Linked DNA regions of Homo sapiens: region 1 is linked to region 2. A link is a contact called in ENCODE Hi-C or POLR2A ChIA-PET data. All regions are on one chromosome and are shown on one strand. Each heading gives the region's core, a stretch centred on a gene start or an enhancer-like site at or near the end of the contact. The rest is flanking DNA. Distances are from core to core; before and after follow the strand shown.

Region 1 (6,445 bases), core at 1,269-3,768, 69 kb after region 2:
GTTAAATATATATAATGAGGTTTACTATTTTAACTGTTTTACAGCATGTAATGTAGTGGCTGTAATACATTCACAATGTTGTATAACCACCAGTACTGATTTCCAGAACTTTCCCATCATCCTAAACAAAAACTCTGTAACCATTAAGCAGTAACTTCCCATTCATTCTACCCTCCGCTGCTGGTAACCTCAATTCTACTTCTGTATGACTTTGCTTATTGTAGATACCTCATATAAGTGGAATCATGTATTTGTCCTTTTGTGTCTGGTTTCTTTCACTCAGCATATTTTTTATGTTTTTAATGCTCACCCATGTATCACATCTTGGTTCCTTTTTATGCCAAATAATATTCCATTACAGTAGGGCCCATCCACCCCCCCAATCCCTGCCCCTTATCTGTGGTTTCAGTTATCTGTGGTCAGCTTTGGTCTGGAAATATTAAATGGAAAATTTCAGAAATCAACAATTGATAATTATTAAATTACTCACCATTCTGAGTAGTGTGATAAAAATCTCTTCTTGTCCCATCCAGGACACAAATCATCATTTTGTCCAGCATCTCCATGCTGTATACACTACCTGTCTGTTAGTCACTTAGTAGCTGTCTTGGTTATCAGATTGTCTGTCACTGGTATCGCAGTGCTTGTGTTCAAGTAACCATTTTACTTAATAATGGCCCTAAAGTTCAAGAATGGTAATGCTAGCTATGGGATATGCCAAAGTGAAGCCGTTTTGAAGTTTTTTCTTTATGTTGAAAAGGCGAAATTTTTGACTTGGAAAGAAAAATATTTTATGTGCAGATTTCTAAGATTTATGGTAAGAACAAATCTTCTGTTTGTGAAATTGTGAACAGTATATTGCTATCATTGTGCTATTTTGTTGTTGTTCATCTCTTCCTGTGCCTAATTTATAAATTAAATTTATCATATGTGTGTGTGTATATATATGAATATATATATATGAAAAAACAATATATATACATATTGGGTTTGATACTATCCACAGTTTCAGTCATCACTGCGAGGTCTTGGAACTGTGACTACTGTAAGGGGTGACTATTGTAACTCAGCATTTGGGTTGTTTCCACATTTTGGCTATTGTGAATAATGTCCCTATAAACATTGGTGTACAAATATTTGAGTACCCGTTTTCAGTTGTTTTGGGTATATACCTAGGAGTGGAATTGTTGGGTCACATGGTAATTCTATGTTCAACCCTTTTTTTTTTTTTGAGATGGAGTTTCACGCTTGTTGCCCAGGCTGGAGTGCACTGACGCGATCTCGGCTCACTGCAACCTTTGCCTCCCCGGCTCTAGTGAGTCTCCTGCCTCAGCCTCCCAAGTAGCTGGGATTAGGCACGCACCACCACGCCCAGCTATTTTTTGTATTTTTAGTAGAGACACTATTTCGCCATGTTGACCATGCTGGTCTCCAACTCCTGACCTCAGGTGATCCTCCCACCTCGCCCACCCAACGTGCTGGGATTACAGGTGTGAGCCACCGCGTCTGGCCTATGTTTAACCTTTTGAGAATCACCAAGTTATTTTCCACAGAGTCTGCACCATTTTGCATTTCCACAAGCAGTTTGGAAGGGTCCCAGTTTTTCTACATCCTGGCCAACATTTGTTATTTTTGGTCTTTTTGACAACTAGTGGTTGTGAAGTGGTATCTGTTGTGGTTTTGGTTTGCACTTTCCTAATGATTAGTGATGTTGAGCATTTCTTCATGTGTTTATTGGTGATTTGTATTTCTATAATAGACGTAGAAATATCTATTCATGTCCTTGTCCACTTTTGAATTTTTTTTTTTTTGATTGAGTTGTAGGAACATTTTTAGAAATTCAGGATTCATATCTTAATAGATATGATTTGCAAATACTTACTTTCTCATATTCTGTGGGTTGTCTTTTTACTTTCTTGGTAGTGTCCTTTGATGCACAAAACATTGGCATTTTGAAAAAGTCCAGTTTATCTTTTTGTTGATAATCTTACATTCATACATCATTTTCCTGTTTTTCTTTAGTTTTTGTCCATTGTTCCCTTTAGCTAATTGGCTATATAAAGAGAATTCATTTAACGTTTTTGACTAATAATTCCAATATCTGGGCTTTCTCAGGTATGCTTTCTGGTAATTCTTTTTTTTTTTTTTTCTCCTGTAAATGGGCCATACTTTGCTGTTTCTTTGAGTGCTTTGTAATTTTTTGTTGTAGTCAGAACTTTCTGAGTATTGTAATGTGGTACCTCTAGAAATCTTATTCTCTCACTCTGGGAGATTTTGCTTGTTTCCAGCTGCAGCCATCCATTTGTGACATTTTCAAACTATTTGTACAAAGGCTAGAGAACCCTCTCCCCACTCTTATCCTTCCAAAAAAGAGTTCTATCTCTTTAAATCTTCCTGTAGATCCTGTTTCGGCTTTGTCCCCTTAAATCTTCTGGTGGCTGCTGCTTGGAGTAGCAGCTGCAGTCTCAGAAGGGTGAAACCCAGGCAAGAGTCTATTCTGGTCCCTTAGGGAACTGCTAGACCAACCAAAATGCACAACCCTATATATTGGGAAGAGAAGGTCCCTCCTGTCCGCCCTGGCACCAGCCAGCTGCTTCCAGCACATGTGCCACTTTCCCCCACAGCTGTGTCAGGGCTGAGTATGGAGGGGTAGCTGGTTCATTTAGGCCACCCTCTTACCAGAAATCAGTCTCCTCTGTTTATTGTAGATATCCTGTTAGGTCCCATAGTTCTGAAATAGTTGATTCCAATCATACTTTCTAGTTGAGTGGTTGCTTTGGTGGAGGGACTGATCCCTAGAGCTTCCTACTCTGCCATTTGGCATGAAATCACTGGTCCCCGTGTTGATTCTGGTTTCTTTTTCTGATACTACTTTTTTTTGAGTTATATTTTGGTGGTTTAATTAATAATACAATCTACTTCAGAATAATACTTTATTCTAGTAAAATATGTAGGAACTTTGCTCTTGTCTCTCCCCACCCCATACATTACATTTAAGTATGTTATAAACCCAACAGAATGGCCGGGTGTGGTGGCTTACGCCTGTAATCCCAGCACTTTGGGAGGTCAAGGCGGGCAGATCACCTAAGGTCAGGAGTTCAAGACCAGCCTGGCCAACATGGCAAAACCCTGTCTCTACTAAAAATACAAAAATTAGCCGGGTGTGGTGGTGGGCACCTGTAATCCCAACTACTCAGGAGGCTGAGGCAGGGAGAATCACTTGAACCCAGGAGGCGGAGGTTGCAGTGAGCTGAGATCACACCATTGTACTCCAGCCTGGGCAACAGAGCGAGACTCCGTCTCAAAACAAAAAACAAACAAAACCCAACAAAACATGTTACAATTATTTTATACAACCATTATCTTTTTAAAAAGTTGGCAAAGAAATGAGAAAAACATTTATTTATTATATTCACCTACTTACCATTTCTGTTCTTTATTTTTTCAGTGAATTTGATGTTGCTTTCCTTCCTCTTAAAGGGGCTTTCTTTGGGGCTTTCTTTGTTACTTATCATAAGGCAGGTTGCTAGCATAAAGTTCTCTCAGTCTTTGTTTTTCTGGAAATGTGTTCATCTCACATTCATTTTTGAGGATTAATGCTACATAGAGAATCTGTTGACAGTTTCTTTCTGTACTTTAAATGTCATTCCATTGCCTCTGGTCTCCATTGTTTCTCATAGTGATCTGTTAATTTGTGCTGTTGTTTTCATGTCTGATGAATAATTTTTATCTTGCTGTCTTCATGATGTTCCCTTTGCCTTTGACTCTCAAGAGCTTATATATATATGTGTTATTTCTTTGTGTTTATCCTATTTGAGGGTCATTGAACTTGAGTGAATTTGTGGTTTTCTATCAGATTTGGTAAGTTTTTGCCCATTATTTTTTCAGGTGGAATTCTCTTCTTCATGGAATTCCCATTACATGTATGTTCTTAATATTTTATCTGTCCTGTAGGTCTCCAAGCTTCTTTTAATTTTTATTTTATTTTATTTTTTTTTTGAGACAAAGTCTTGCTCTTGTCGCCCAGGCTGGAGTGCAGTGGCGCTATCTCAGCTCACTGCAACCTCTGCCTCCCGGGTTCAAGCGATTCTCCTTCCTCAGCCTCCTGAGTAGCTCAGGGGATTACAGGCGCCTGCCACCACGCCTGTCTAATTTTTGTATTTTTAGTAGAGATGGGGTTTCACCATGTTGGCCAGGCTGGTATCGAACTCCTGACCTCAGGTGATCCGCCCGCCTCCGTCTCCCAAGGTGCTGGGATAACAGGCGTGAGCCACTGCTCCTGGCCTTTAATTTTTTTAAAAATATTTTTGTTTGTTGAGTCGTTTATACCATTATTTCCTGTAATCTCTATACCCCTGGTTTCCTCTTATTCTATAAAAATATTTACAATAGATCCTTGAATTCTTTGCTAAATCTGAAGTCCGAGAAGACATTTTCAGGTGTGTGTGTGTGTGTGTGTTTTACATCTTGAATGTGGGTCCCTCTTTCTTTGCATGTCTTGTAATGTTTTATTTATTTACTGGACATTTAAAACAACACTATAGCAATCTGGATTCGTATCTCCCTACCTTTTGCCAGGTGGTTGTTGCTTTGTTTGTTTTGTGAAAACAAACAAACTGTTGAATCTGTGAAATCTGAATCTGTAAAATCTCTTCTGTATTGTGCAGCTGCTGATTTCTGTCATTTATTCTGCCTAGTTTTAATTTTTAAGACTTGTTTCTTATTTTGTTTCTTTTGGGGCAGCAGAGCTTAGTATTCAGCCAAAGATTGATAGGTTTGGTGTCCAAATACCTTTAGCCAGTAAGGCTGTGCTCAAGTGTGCCCTGGCTTTTATTTTCTGTTGTGCTTTCTCAGGTCTCTTTTGCATAGGCATAGAGGCTTAGTTGACTGAGGATGTAATAATGGCTTCGGCTCCCTCTGGTCTTTGCTGGACACGTGCACAGCCTCTGATCAAGGTGGGATTTGTGGAGAGTTTACCAGGCCCCCTGTGCTTCTCTCACTACATGTAATTCTGTGTTAAATCCCTGGTGTTTCCAGTGCTTTGCTTGCCCCACACAGAATTGTGACCTCAAGTAGCAGATCTCCTTGTTTGTTTCCCATTGAAATCACCTGTTTAAACTGGACGCTCTCCATCAATCAAGTCCCATCTGGAGATAGCAGTGAATGTGCTGGTTTTCACTGCTTACCTCACCCTCGTTAAATTACAGTTTTGTCTAGCTTTATAGTTGCCTTTCAGGAAGGGGATTTATCATCTTCCTTCTTCTGCTATGCTGGAAGTGAATCTCCAAATTAGAATGTTAGAATATACTATTACCCATTAATTTTTTTGTCTTAATTAAAGCTAAATTTGCTGTCAGTTTTTTTCCTGTGACAGAGATTTTAAACTAGAAATTTGAGTTGCCTTCATTTCATTGTGAATGCTTTAAAAAATAAGAGTATTTGTTAAGTTTTGTTATTGTTGAGATTAAGAGATCTGGCTGTGGATTCCAGTATAGCTAGTGCCTCATCTGTAAAATGGCCACAGTAATAGTTCTACCACAAGGGTTTTTGGTAAAAAGTAAATGAATTAATTAAAGCACTTAAAATACTGTCTCATAAAAGTAAATACTAGATAAATACCTGTTTTCATGTATGTTTATGTATTTATCATTTTCTTCATAAAAATTTGGTTTCAATTTGTAATTCCTTGGCAATTAAATTTCTAAACTCTTGGAAATACATCACATTGGTAGCTTTCCTTATCTGCCTATGAAGTGACATTCAGTTGTTTCCTAAGTAGTATTACATTTGAATATTTGAATGTTTACCTATTTTTCATGTATCTATGAAATTTACTACACTGTAGGTGGTGAGCTTCATTTTCTCCAAATTGGAGGAACCTGTGATGATATTGATGAAGCTGATATACTAGTGGATGGATCTCTTTCTAAAGGAATAGAACCATCTTCAGAAGGTTCCAAACCTTTATCAAATCCTTCAAGTCCTGGCATTTCAGGTATGATATTAAATTTTTAAATGATTTTAAAAAAAGAATAGGTAGTATTTATCATTTTTCTAGTTGTTGGAAGATGTAAACATATTAAAGTAAGAAGTGATTCTCAACCTGTATGGTATGTTACTCAATATTTGTGAAGTCATCTAAGAGGTTAAAACAAACATTTCAGCCATTAATGAGCTTTTAGTCTAATTAGAGGAGGGAAAAATCATATAAAAGAGAATTCATTAAGTAAGAATAAAATTAGTAGACTGGCTCATATTATTAATATTACTACTGGAATTGAAAAGGTGAAAAAAAAATACTGTCACTGAGGATATATTTAGGTGGTATATTCACACATACGTTGCCCCATCCTGAATCTCTCGATAGGTTTGTTTATATTTGTTTGTTGTTTTTGCCTTTTTTCTCCCATCCTTGACCCACATTGCCCTCCAGAGCTAATTTTTC
Region 2 (6,495 bases), core at 506-3,005:
ATAAAGTCTTCGTTTGAAAAACTGGCCTGATTGTTCCCAGACTTACAGGTGAGTGGCCTGAGTGGCCGGGCGCGGGGGCTCACACCTGTAATCCCAGCACTTTGGGAGGCCGAGGCAGGTGGATCACGAGATCAGGAGTTCAATACCAACCTGGCCAAGATGGTGAAACCCCATCTCTACTAAAAATACAAAAAAAAAAAAAAAAAAAAATTAGCCAGGCGTGGTGGCAGGTGCCTGTAATCCCAGCTATTCAGGAGGCTGAGGCCGAGAATTGCTTGAATCCAAGAGGCAGAAGTTGTAGTGAGCTGAGATCACGCCACTGCACTCCAGCCTGGGCGACGGAGTGAGACTCCGTCTCAATAAACAAACAAAAACAAACAAAAAAGCCAAAAAAAAAAAAAAAAAAGAACCACAGATGAGTAAGGAATGTCACTCTCTGGCAGGCCCAGGAACTTCAGTGTATTTTAGGGACCCCCAAGAAGAGAGGAATACAGTCAAATCTCTAAGTGTTTCAGATGTAGCCTGATGGCTAATAGTTTAAGATGTAGTTCAGGTAATCCATGAAGATTTCCTGAAGGAAGTTCGCATGAATGTGAGAGGGCAATTAACTTTTATAATTTTTATTGAGCACGTAGTATATACTTGTCAGATGCTCTTCTACACATTTTACAAATGATTCTTAATCCTCACAACAGATCTTTGATTAGGTTTTTAAGGAAAACTAGTTCTTTCCAAAATAACCTAATGATCACAAAACATATAGAACATACAACTCTGCATCTTGACTATGGTGCGTAGGTCTACATGTGATAAAATGACATTGAACTATACACACATCATACAACTATCAAATCCCTCCTTTTGAGATTGTACTAGAATTATGTAATATGCAACCATTGGGGGAAACTGGGTAAAGAGTAAATTGGATCTCTCTGTACTATCTTTGAGTAGTGTTTAGGTATTTTATAAAAATAATGTCCTACAGTTTGGGTTTGTCAAATGGTTTTCTCATAGTTAGATAGGGGTTATGGCTTTTGGAGAGAAAGACCACAGAGGTCTGTAGTATATTTTCAACTGTAATCTATTTCAAAATAAAAAGTTTTAAAAAAATTCTCCAAGGGGGGATGATTAGTAAATTGATTAGTCCTTTCTAGACCTCCAACACACCCCACCACACACTCACACAGACCCACACTCCTATTAATTCCGGTAACTCGGGTTGTTTGGAATGTGGATAGAGAAACTAAGCTTAACTATGCGCTTCCAGCACCTCGTATCTGGTACTTCTGTTCAACAGAAAGCCTTGGGAATGGGGAGGGCAGGCGTGGTAAAAGGTACAGGTTTGGGAAGGTCGCTCGGTTCCTTCCAATCCAAACGAGAGGCTTCTGATTGTTTATTCTCACACCAGAGCCGTGACCGAGACCCAGAGGTCCGCTTCCGGCCACGGCCGAACAGCTGCACCGTGCGTACCGGGAACGGTCAAGGCGCAGCTGGAACCGCTGCAAAAGGCCTCCGGGCGTACCGGACAGGTCGCAAGGGCGGGGGTCCCCACCTAGCGGAAATGCACGGAGGCCAACCCCTCCCCCTGCCCCCGCGAGGAGCGGGGCGGACTCGGCAGCCGCCACTCCCCAGGCTCACAGGAAGAAACTGGGACGCTGCGGACGCGGAACTGGCCAGACCCGCGGCGCGTGGCACGCGCGAGCCCTCCCGCGCATGCTCCACCCGCCGGCCTCCAGCCCGCGCCCCGGGCCCCGCCTCCCTCCCTGCTTCTCCCCCTCTCCCGTCAGCCTCCCTCCGAGTTTGGCCCCTCCGGCCGGGCGATCGACGTTCCGCGTGCGTGCGGGCGCCTGACTTCACTTCCGGCTAACGCGCTCGGCTTGCCCCCTGGCCCCGGATGGTGACTGGTGGTGGTGCTGCACCTCCCGGGACTGTCACTGAGCCGCTTCCCAGTGTGATTGTGCTGAGCGCAGGCCGGAAGATGGCGGCTGCGGCTGCGGCGGCCTCGGGCCCCGGCTGCTCCTCGGCGGCGGGGGCGGGGGCGGCCGGGGTCTCAGAGTGGCTGGTGCTGCGGGACGGCTGCATGCACTGCGACGCCGACGGGCTGCACAGCCTGTCCTACCACCCTGCGCTCAACGCCATCCTGGCCGTCACTAGCCGCGGGACCATCAAAGTCATCGACGGCACCTCGGGGGCCACACTGCAGGCCTCCGCGCTCAGTGGTGAGTCTTCCGCACGCCGGGCGGGCGCGAAGCCGGGGAAAGAAGCCGTCCAGCCCCGGGGCTCGGCCTCGCGACTCGGGGAAGCGAGATGGCGAGAGGGCAGGGCTGGGGGTTCGGGCCCAGCCGTGAAGGGAGGCCCGGAAGCTGATGGAGGGGGACCTTAGGACTTGGCTTTTTCAGCGGCTGCAGTTGGGAGGAAAGACCGGCGAGTCAGGGAGTGGTGGGAGGGGAGTTGCCTTTCGGGCCTGGAGCGTCCGGTCTGGCTTGGTCCTCCGCGAGAGGTGAGGAGACCTTGGAGCTTGGCACCGGAGGAAGCGAGGCCCGGGTAGGCCCTGGAGAGGCTGTCGGTCCTGCGTCCGGTTAGATGAGAGCGAAAGGCTGGAAGGGTTGACCCCGGGCGGAGAGGCTGGTGGCCGGAGGCGAGGGGCGGGGAGCGTCTGAGCCGGCAACCAAGCCCTCCCTTGTGGGAGAGGAGCCGGCAGTCTGCTGTTCTCAGGTCCCGCAGTGCGGGGGACAGACCGCGGGCTGTGCGCCCAGCGTGGGGGTGGGGGTGGGGTGGGGGTGGGGTGGGTCGTGGTGGGGGTGGGGAGGGAAGTAGGCGGGCCAGCTGCCTGAACTGCTTGGTCGACGACTGTAGGACTCTGCGGACGCCGAAGACGACTAGACCTGGTCCCCTTGCTCGGGGCTTCCAACTTCTACGCCCCAGTGACGAGAAAGTCAGGACCTGTGGTGTATGAAATAGATTCCTTTGGGTTTGTAACTTCAGGCTGTCTCTACTTGTTTTCCCACAGCGAGCCGAAAATTAGGATTTGAAGGTGTGTCTGAGTCTCACCATTGGAGGAGAGCACTTCTGGGTGGCGTAAACCTTGGTCCAGGGACGGGACTTTCAGATGCGTGAGGTGTATGCTCAGTGGACGGACTGGAGTGGTTTTGGAATGGCCCTGGCTGAGTTAGATTTGGCGGAGATGACATTTCATTTGTGGTTAAATGATGGGTGGCTTAATTTGGATGTTGTAGGTTTAGATTGAAAAGTTAGTGTATGAGTGAATCGGACTCCTGCATAGAGATGTAATGTATACAACTGTCTGCGTTTAGCCAAGTGGAAGTAGTTATGTGGTCAACCAATTCACTTGTATTTTAACGTAGACGAACAAGGAAAAGTTTACTATGTGAGTAATAAGGCATTTGTAAGAGTAAATGGCAATTTAGGGATGCAAACGTGAAATTAGACATGTTAATTATTGTTGATGTGAGAGTTGTGAAAGAATTGGATTATGTATAGTTTCAGGATATAAACTTGGAACATATCTAAGAGAAAGTTTTGGGAGGTAGGTTTGTAATTTTTTCTTTTCTTGGCTTAGGTAAATGATGGGGTGGCCCAGATGTAGCAGTGAACAGTTACTGCAACTTGGACATAATGGCTTCTCACTGTGTGTAAGAGGGAGATGCTCATTGGTAATTGGATGTCTTTCTTTTTAAAAGTCATTTAAAAGTATTTCAAGTATGAAAAGGTATGAAGAGTAATTACAGTGAACACCATGCATCCCCAACTCAGGTTAAGAAATAAAACTTTACAAATAGGATTAAAATCTCAGCTGAATCTCTCCTGGACTGCATTTCTCCAATCCTCCCTCTTCATAAACGTTATCTTTAATTTGATTTTATCCTTTTCATATATGTCTACACTTTCTAGTATATGTTTCTATCTTGAGGATGTAGTATTTTTGTGATTTTTAACTTGGAATAAGTGGTATATGTACTAGGATTTCTAAAGAAAGTCATTAACAAAAGTATTCAAGTGTTTTGGATAGAAAGAGGAATTTTATGGTGTGCTTTTTATGTCTGGAGGCCATGTTTGAGAATAATAATGTGTGTCAGGATTTGTTGGTTGGGGAAATTGGACATATATTTATGTGCCTGTACATGGAAGGAAAGACAATATTCACTTTAGTGGTAGATTACTAAAGAGGAGGGTTTTAGATGTATAACATGAAGGTGTAGGTAGATAAGTAAAATGTAGCATTGATTTGGGATAACAGGTTTTGTTGGGGCATCTGTTGATTAGAAGAGTTCGGGATTGGATACAATTGCAGGTCCCCATGCATGAAGATTGAGTATGTGAATTAAAATATGTAGAAGGGTTTATAGTGAACGGAATGAAGGATTACAGAAAAAATTTGGAAGTTAACAATGGATGCATTCTGAAACATTTTCATATATGAGAAGTGAAATTTATTATTATTTGTAAAATTTATTCGTATTTGTAGAGATGGGGTTTTGCTGTGTTGCCCAGGCTGGTCTTGAACTTCCGGCCTCAAATGATCCTCCCACCTCAGCCTCCCAAAGTGCTGGTATTACAGGCATGAGCTGTCCCACCTGGCCAGAAGTTTGTTATTAATAATAATTATCAGAGGTTGTATAGGGTCCTATTTGCCCCAGTTCAGATGATTGAGGAGGGAATGCTGCATTTTATGTTTTACTTAGAATCTGCAGGTATTTAGTAAGTTTGCTTTTAATGATTAATAGAGGGTGACAGCCCTATAAATAGAGTAGAGAGAAGATGCCAGTAGCGATCATGGTCCTAACATAATCCCTCTTTCCCGTTTATGGGCAATGGGCCACTTTCTTTTCTACCACAGAGGAAAGACATCTGTGTCTGAGGGGATAAAGACTAGGTGATACAGTAATAGGTCTTATGGACGCCTGGGGTTCAGTTTATAGGGTTATGGGTTGCCTGTAGATTTGCAGTTGAAGGATGGGAACAGGACTTGTATGTATATGTATTGAGTGGCAAAGACAGTGAATTTTTAACTATGACTACTAGTATATGTCTTTATATTATCTGTATCTGATATAAAATGTTTATAAATACAGTTTAACTGGATTAAGAGCTATCAGTATATACACAGGCTGGGTAAGTATTTGCTCCCTGTCAGTATTTAAGAGTGAAGATTTTTGAAGCTCTGAGCTGCGTGATCTGGCTTTTACTAGTCTCTCTAGTCTTGTCTCCTTATTTATAAGTTTTGTGAAATGGTCCATTTAATTCTTTTTCCTAACTACAGTAGTTTTGTTCTTTCTTGGAATGCACCAATTCGCTCCAGTCATTTAGCTAAGTCTTAGTCATTTTCAAGACCTAGAGCGTATCTTAACTTCCTGATCCCTTTAGCCAGAAATGACTGAAGCCCTAAGCACATATGGTCCTATTAGTGTCCATTTTAGTAATCTGGCAGGTTAGTATTTTGTGGTATTTTTTCAACCGTCTTGAACTATTTAAGTTTAAATTCCATTTTATTTAGCTTTTTGTAAATATATGAGGTCTGTCTCATATTTCAAGCTCCTTGTGGGGAGGTACTTTGTTTATTTGTTTATATATCCCTTCCCCAGGATGCCTAATATACAGTGTGTGTGTATGTGTGTGTGTATGTATATATTTATTTATTATTATTGTTTCTTTGACAGAGTGTCACTCTGTGGCCCAGGCTGGAGTGCAGTGATGCGATCTCGGCTCACTGTAGCCTCTGCCTCCTTGGCTCAGGCAGTCCTCCTGCCTCACCTTCCTGAATAGCTGGGATTACAGGTACACACCACCAGACCTGGCTAATTTTTTTTATTTTTATTTTTTATTTTTAGTAGAGACAGGGTTTCACCATGTTGGCCAGGCTGGTCTCGAACTCCTGACCTCAAGTGATCTGCCCACCTTGGCCTCCCAAAGTGTTGGGATTACAGGTTTGGGCCACCGCGCCCAGCCCTAATATATACAGTATAAACTCGAGTATTTTTGATTGGATGCATATATAACAATGAGTATATTAGTACTTCCTTATATACTAATTGCTAAGTAAACACATTCCTTGACTTTTTTTTTGTTTAAATATGTGTTTCTTTTTTAGAGCAGTTTTAGGTTAACAACAAAATTGAGCAGAAAGTACAGACAGTTCCCATATGCCCTCTATCTCTGTGCTCACACAGCCTCCCACCCATCAGTATTCTGCACCAGAGTGGTATGTTACCATCCGTGATCTTAGCACTAACAATCATCATCTCCCAAAGTGCATAGTTTACATTAGGATTTACTCTTGGTGTTGTACAGGCTGTGGGTTTGGACAATGTATAGTGACATGTATCCACCATTGTACTATCATAAAGAATAGTTTCACTACCCTAAAGATCCCCTGCTCTGCCTATTCATCCTTCCCTTCCTTTTCCCCCCAACTGTTCCCTCCCCTCTCCCTGCTGGCAACCACTGATCTTTTTACTGTCTTCATAGTTTTGCCTT

The links. A loop is a pair of places that touch in the nucleus more often than their neighbours do. ChIA-PET counts read pairs that join two places held with the same protein, here RNA polymerase II (POLR2A). Pooled maps may share reads with other maps.
Region 1: a loop to region 2 is called in a map of posterior cingulate gyrus, with 10 times the contacts of the local background. The contact joins the enhancer-like site here to the promoter of BIRC6 in region 2. A Hi-C loop is called at or near these places in 5 of 168 maps with a recorded cell type or tissue (Caco-2, aorta, ascending aorta and 2 more) and 7 of 50 pooled maps. POLR2A ChIA-PET finds 5 or more read pairs at or near these places in 10 of 52 experiments (CD8-positive, alpha-beta memory T cell, GM10248, GM12878 and 7 more).

Annotation. Positions count from the first base shown.
Region 1 is chr2:32,423,301-32,429,745 of GRCh38, forward strand. It overlaps BIRC6 (baculoviral IAP repeat containing 6), which reads left to right. Exons shown (of 74, transcript NM_016252.4): 11 at 5,846-5,995. Among named protein-coding and RNA genes, the nearest start is that of BIRC6, 70 kb to the left of the region's middle. Within about 2 kb of position 2,519, at least 3 of the 41 ENCODE cell types and tissues checked have a DNase peak (open chromatin) inside an H3K27ac peak, as active enhancers do; they include IMR-90 and psoas muscle, where a contact is called at or near this core.
Region 2 is chr2:32,355,268-32,361,762 of GRCh38, forward strand. It overlaps BIRC6 (baculoviral IAP repeat containing 6), which reads left to right and starts at 1,756. Exons shown (of 74, transcript NM_016252.4): 1 at 1,756-2,219. The coding sequence starts at 1,895. RefSeq lists enhancers at 1,427-1,939, 2,454-2,966 and silencers at 1,443-1,812, 1,973-2,202, 5,749-5,947.